Regions from separate parts of the Homo sapiens genome. Here region 1 is linked to region 2. A link is an interaction called in ENCODE POLR2A ChIA-PET data of the cell type or tissue named here. Cell type or tissue: PC-9. All regions are shown on one strand. Each heading gives the region's core, and the rest is flanking DNA. Links, peaks and the distances in the headings are about the cores only.

Evidence for each region. ChIA-PET counts read pairs that join two places held together with the same protein. Peaks named below come from ENCODE experiments on the same cell type or tissue, not always from the same donor. Only the 100,000 strongest peaks of a DNase experiment are listed, where the experiment ranks them.
Region 1: POLR2A ChIA-PET joins it to region 2 with 6 read pairs; 5 of 35 experiments call an interaction of 5 or more read pairs at or near these places.

The regions. Positions count from the first base shown.
Region 1 is chr3:122,409,392-122,412,196 of GRCh38, forward strand. FAM162A (family with sequence similarity 162 member A) reads left to right here. Exons shown (of 5, transcript NM_014367.4): 5 at 348-2,805. The coding sequence ends at 440. It overlaps WDR5B (WD repeat domain 5B), which reads right to left. Exons shown (of 1, transcript NM_019069.4): 1 at 2,455-2,805. Among named protein-coding and RNA genes, the nearest start is that of WDR5B, 5.3 kb to the right of the region's middle. In PC-9, for the core only: no CTCF peak of the experiment used is centred there; no DNase peak of the experiment used is centred there; H3K27ac peaks cover 1,114 bases.
Region 2 is chr3:122,547,750-122,550,554 of GRCh38, forward strand. The region is part of intron 6 of PARP9 (poly(ADP-ribose) polymerase family member 9); the gene reads right to left. The region is part of intron 4 of LOC105374071 (a long non-coding RNA gene); the gene reads left to right. Among named protein-coding and RNA genes, the nearest start is that of PARP9, 15 kb to the right of the region's middle. In PC-9, for the core only: no CTCF peak of the experiment used is centred there; no DNase peak of the experiment used is centred there.

The sequences.
Region 1 (2,805 bases), core at 235-2,734, 140 kb before region 2:
CGGGATAGAAATGGCAATGAGAAGGTATTTAGTATAAAAGAGAAGTGGGGTGGAATGAGAAGAAAGTATAAGAGAAAAGGAGAGGATAAAGACTGAAAGAAAGGGGCCAGAAGGGAAGAAAAAGGAGAGGTGTGGCACTTCTTACTTATGCTTGAGTGGATGAGCTGCTGTTCTTGGAAGCGTACGAGGAAGTTGAAGCACATAGAGGAAACTGCCGTGCTCAGTGTGCAAGCAGCAGAGGACTCCATGCCTCCATGCCTCTGTTAACCTGCTGTCATCAGTGCAAGGTAAAGACACCCTCCCCTGACCAGCATACAAATCACCTGTTCAAATCTGTTTTGCTTTAGGCTGCCCAAAGACACGAGACTTTAACAAGCTTGAACTTAGAAAAGAAAGCTCGTCTGAAAGAGGAAGCAGCTATGAAGGCCAAAACAGAGTAGCAGAGGTATCCGTGTTGGCTGGATTTTGAAAATCCAGGAATTATGTTATAACGTGCCTGTATTAAAAAGGATGTGGTATGAGGATCCATTTCATAAAGTATGATTTGCCCAAACCTGTACCATTTCCGTATTTCTGCTGTAGAAGTAGAAATAAATTTTCTTAAATAATGACTGTGTTTTATTGTTTTGATCCAAGTCAAGTGTAGCCTCTCAGCCTTTTGGAGAAAAATGAAACAATTTATTTCAACTTGAATACCAACTCTTCAGAGAAGCAGGTACCATATCTTACTTCTCTTCCCATTATCAAAGTAACCTCTCCACAGGCGAACTCATTTTGAGGAGATAAGGAAGGCCAGTTGAGTATATGGCCCAGGTGCAGCTTGGAGGGCCAGCCTTCTCAAATGTCCTGGTGTACTGGTGGGGAGGCTGCCCCCTAATAGAGCGAGCGCTGAGAAGCAGCCAGACCACATTCTATAATCTTTGAACATGCTGGCAGATGGAGGCTTTTAGGAGAATAGTTTTTTAAACATTCTGACAAGGTCCAGCCAGGAATTTCTAAGGACTTAGAAATCCCAGCGTCATGGAGTTGCTTGGGGTCAACACAAGTCACCTCTTAGCTTCATGCCTTAGAATTCTCAACTGGCTGTTTTCTTACCACCTGAGAAACTAAATTTCTCAATTATAAAAATCTCATGTATTATTACTGTTAGAAGTATTTGCACCTCATATATATCTCATTTACAGTTTGACCTTGGGATATCGAGTTGTCTCATATTTAGGTATGAATACAGGTTTCTATTTTAAACATTGATTCTCACATGCTTCTTAATTATTCATGGATGACAAGCCATTATAGTAGTCCCTTCTTATCCACGGCTTTGTTTTCTGTGGTTTCAGTTACCTGAGGTCTGAAAATATTAAATGGAAAATTCCTATAACAATGCATAAGTTATAGATTACATACCATTCAGTGTAGCATGATGAAATCTCTTGCCAATCTGTTCCATCCACCTGGGATGTGAATCATCCCTCTCTCTGGTGTATTCACACTGTATGTGCTAGCCGTCTCTGTTACGAGATCAGCTGTCGTGGAATCAGTGCTAGTGTTCAGGTAACTCTTATTTAATAATTGCCTCAAAGTGCATTGTGCTGTGCCTAATTTATAAAATAAACGGTATCATAGGTATGTATGTATACGAAAAACATAGTATATGCAGGGTTGGGTACTATCCACAGTTTCAGGCATCTACTGGGGGGTCTTGGAATATATCCCCAGAGGGTAAGGGGTGACTACTGTATACAGCCATGCCAACATGCTGGTTCTCAGAGAGTTATAAGAGAGATTAAAAATACATGCAGCTGTTTGGGCACTTTCTTCCCAAATAAAATACCCAGTAAAATGTAACATACTACCTATAGCTTGATAATCTATCTGAGGATGTTTATGATGTCTGTCTATATACTTTAATTTGGCCTTAGCTTCTTTGTAGGTATCAAGTTATCACTTGCAAATTTATTTTCAAAAAGCATAGTTTCTTGTACATTTTAGAAGATTAGTTTTTCTTATTTTGGGACACCTACACCAATGTTTTAAATGTGGATAAATTTTAATGTGGAATTTCTTTTAAAAATAATCCTCTTCATAGAGCAATACAACAAAAATGTGTTGTATCTTGGAGATTTACATTATAAATGTAGTAACATTTATGAGCTTAAATTTAATGAAACCTTTTTTTTTTTTTTGAGACAGTCTTGCACTGTCGCCCAGGCTAGAGTGCAGGGCATGATCTCAGCTCACTGCAACCTCCGTCTCCCGGGTTCAAGCAATTCTCGTGCCTCAGCCTCCTCAGTAACTGGCATTATAGGTGTGCACCACCACACCTGGCTAATTTTTGTATTTTTCATAAAGACGGGGGTTTCACCATGTTGGCCAGGCTGGTCTCAAACTCCTGACCTCAGGTGATCAGCCTCCCTCGGCCTCCCAAAGTGCTGGGATTACAGGCATGAGCCATGGTGCCTGGCCAAACGTTTTTATTACAAATATTACATTAAACTAAAGCTCACAACTGTTATTATGCATCAGGAATTAACAGTCATTTCTCATTTGTGTTATTCTCCTATTTGATAACATATAGTGACTATCTCTTTATGGGTTAAATATCAGTTTCTTGGCCAGAATTCAAGATCTGCCCCTAACTAATCCTACTTCTCCCAGTACCCTTACAGCACTCCTACCCTACTAGTAACTCTGATATCTCATAGTCCTCAGATTTATCAAGCAAACGAAACTGAATGAGCACTACTATAAGGTACCACAAACTACAAAAGGAGACAGTTTTGCCCTTGTTGCTTTCAGTTAAATTAT
Region 2 (2,805 bases), core at 99-2,598:
GGCTGAGATGGGAGGATTGCTTGAGCCTGGGAGGCTGAGGCTTCAGGGAGTTATGATCACACCACTGCACTCCAGCCGAGGCAGCAGAGCGACATCCTGTCTCAAAAAAAAGGAAATTAAAAAAAGAAATAGTTCAGGGAGGTGATCAGGGCACCTATCTGGGCTTAGAGATAATCCTCTGCATGGGAAACTGATGAACTTCATCTGAAGGACAGGATTATTCATTTTATCAGAAGGTGAGCTACTTCCTTGGGTCATGCACCACCATCTCACCAGTTAGCTGTGGGTGAGGCGCAGTGGGATACTGGAGCTGGCATACAATGACTCAAGACAGCTTGCTGTGACCATCTCTTCTAAATCTGTTTTCAGTGATGTCATATCAACAGCTTGAAAGCAGCCACAGAAATCAGCAAATGCTACAAATCTCCCCGTGTTTAATTGGGCAGCAGAAGGAATAAGAACTTTTATACTTGCTCCAAGAAAGAGCAAGCTGGAACAAGTATAAATTCACTTCCATATAGGCAGAGATAAAATGGCAACCATGCACATAGAGCAGGCCAAGAGGTGGGAATATGAGCAGTCAGAGAACTAATGTTTGCAGCCACTCTCTGCAAGGCAAACCTTGCAAGGCCCTCTATATCCAAAATCCAGACACATGCCGAGAAGTCTCTCTAAAACTCGGATGTTGCTGTTGGCAGAATCAGAAACCTATATCTTGAAAACCTATTTTAGGTTGCTGTATCTTATTTCCTTTCCTTTTTATTCTTCCCTAACATCATTAAAGTCTTTCTCGAAAATGCCAGCTAAGTGAGAATAAAGCAGAGATGGTCGGTACTTTAAAGGCAGAACAGCACTGCAATATATACTAATTATGCTGAAAATATCACAGTTTATTCACATGCTAGGAACTCAGCTTGATCTGTCCACCCAAACAAAAAGCTGAGATGAAGTGCACTCAGACACATAAGACAAGCTCCCCTCCAACACATGGACCCCAAATGTGTTAGACCACAGCTGATTTCCTTCCGAGGTCACCTACAGATGAGCTAAAAAAGAATGGGTTGAATTTGAGGGCAGTACTGGAGACATGGCAAAACTAGCCAGGCATACCACTGCTGTTAAAGAAATTGGAAAGAAAAGATAAACAATTCACTGAATTTAGTAACAATTCAGCACTCAGTGAACTACAGCTCATTACAGTTGATGTAACAGCTAACCTTCTACTCTGTGCTAGGTACTATTCTAAGTGTTTTACAGGTATTAACTCATTTTTTTTTTTTTTGAGATGGAGTTTCACTCTTGTTGCCCAAGCCCGGGTGCAATGGTGCGATCTCAGCTCACTCCAACCTCCGCCTCCTGGGTTCAAGCAATTCTCCTGCCTCAGCCTCCCGAGTAGCTGGGATTACAGGTGTGTGCCACCACGCCTGGCTAATTTTTTGTATTTTTAGTAGAAACGGGATTTCATCATGTTAGCTACACTGGTCTCAAACTCGTGACCTCAGATGATCCGCCTGCCTCAGCCTCCCAAAGTGCTGGGATTACAGGCGTGAGCCACCTCACCCACCTGTATTAACTCATTTCATCTTCACAACAGCTCCATAAGATGGTAATCAGTATCCCTCTTTTAAGGATGAGGAAACTGAGGCACAGATAAGTAAACTAACTTGCCCAAGGTTATATAGCCAGCGAGAGGCAAAGCTGAGACTGATGGGGATTTTAGAGGGAAAACTGATTGAGGAGGAGAAGACAGGCCAGGCATATTGGCTCACACCTATTATCCCAGAGCTTTGGGAGGCTGAGATGGGAAGATCACTTGAGCCCAGGAGCTCAAGACCAGATTGGGCAACATAGTAAGACTGCTTTTCTACAAAAAATTTAAAAATTAGCCAGGCATGGTAGCATGTGCCTGTAGTGCCTGCTACTCAAGAGGCTGGAGTGGGAGGATCACTTGAGCCCAGGAGTTCAAGACTGCAGTGAGCTATGATTGTGCCACTGCACTCCAGCCTGAGCAACAGAGCAAGATCACATCTGTTTAAAAAAAAAAAGAGAGAGAGAGAGAAGACAAAGAATTTGCCTTAAATACACTGGATTTGAGATGACGGTCAGAGATCCAAGTGGAAATGAGAGAGGATTGGCTAAGAAGACAGGACTTCACAGAAGTTGTAAGAACAGTTGTGTTCTTGAAGGGAGAGAGATGAGAGAGGGGCAAGGACCCCACACTGAAACTAGAAGGTTGCTTACCTTTAAGGAGCAGAGGGAAGAATAAGTGCCATTAAAAGAAAAGACAGAAGCTAGGTAGTGGGTAAACATGGCTTCTTTGTTTTTTGTTTTGTTTTGTTTTGTTTTTGAGATGGAGTTTCACTCTTGTTGCTCAGGCTGGAGTACAATGGCGTGATCTCGGCTCACCACAATCTCCGCCTCCCAGGTTCAAGCTATTCTCTTGCCTCAGCCTCCCTAGTAGCTGGGATTAAAGGCATGTGCCACCACGCCCAGCTAATTTTGTATTTTTAGTAGAGACAGGGTTTCTCCATGTTGGTCAGGTTGGTCTAGAACTCCCGACCTCAGGTGATCCGCCTGCCTCCGCCTCCCAGAGTGCTGGGATTACAGGTGTGAGCCACCGTGTCTTGCCAAACATGGCTTCTATAATGACATGTTTTACTAGGTCAGAGGTGGACAATCTGTAAAAATTAAACTTCACCAAGTTAGAACACCACCACACTGTACAGCACCTAGCCCTGCATCCCCTGCATCTTACATTGTAGATACTAAACAGATGTTGCTGAATGAATGAATGAATGAATGAAC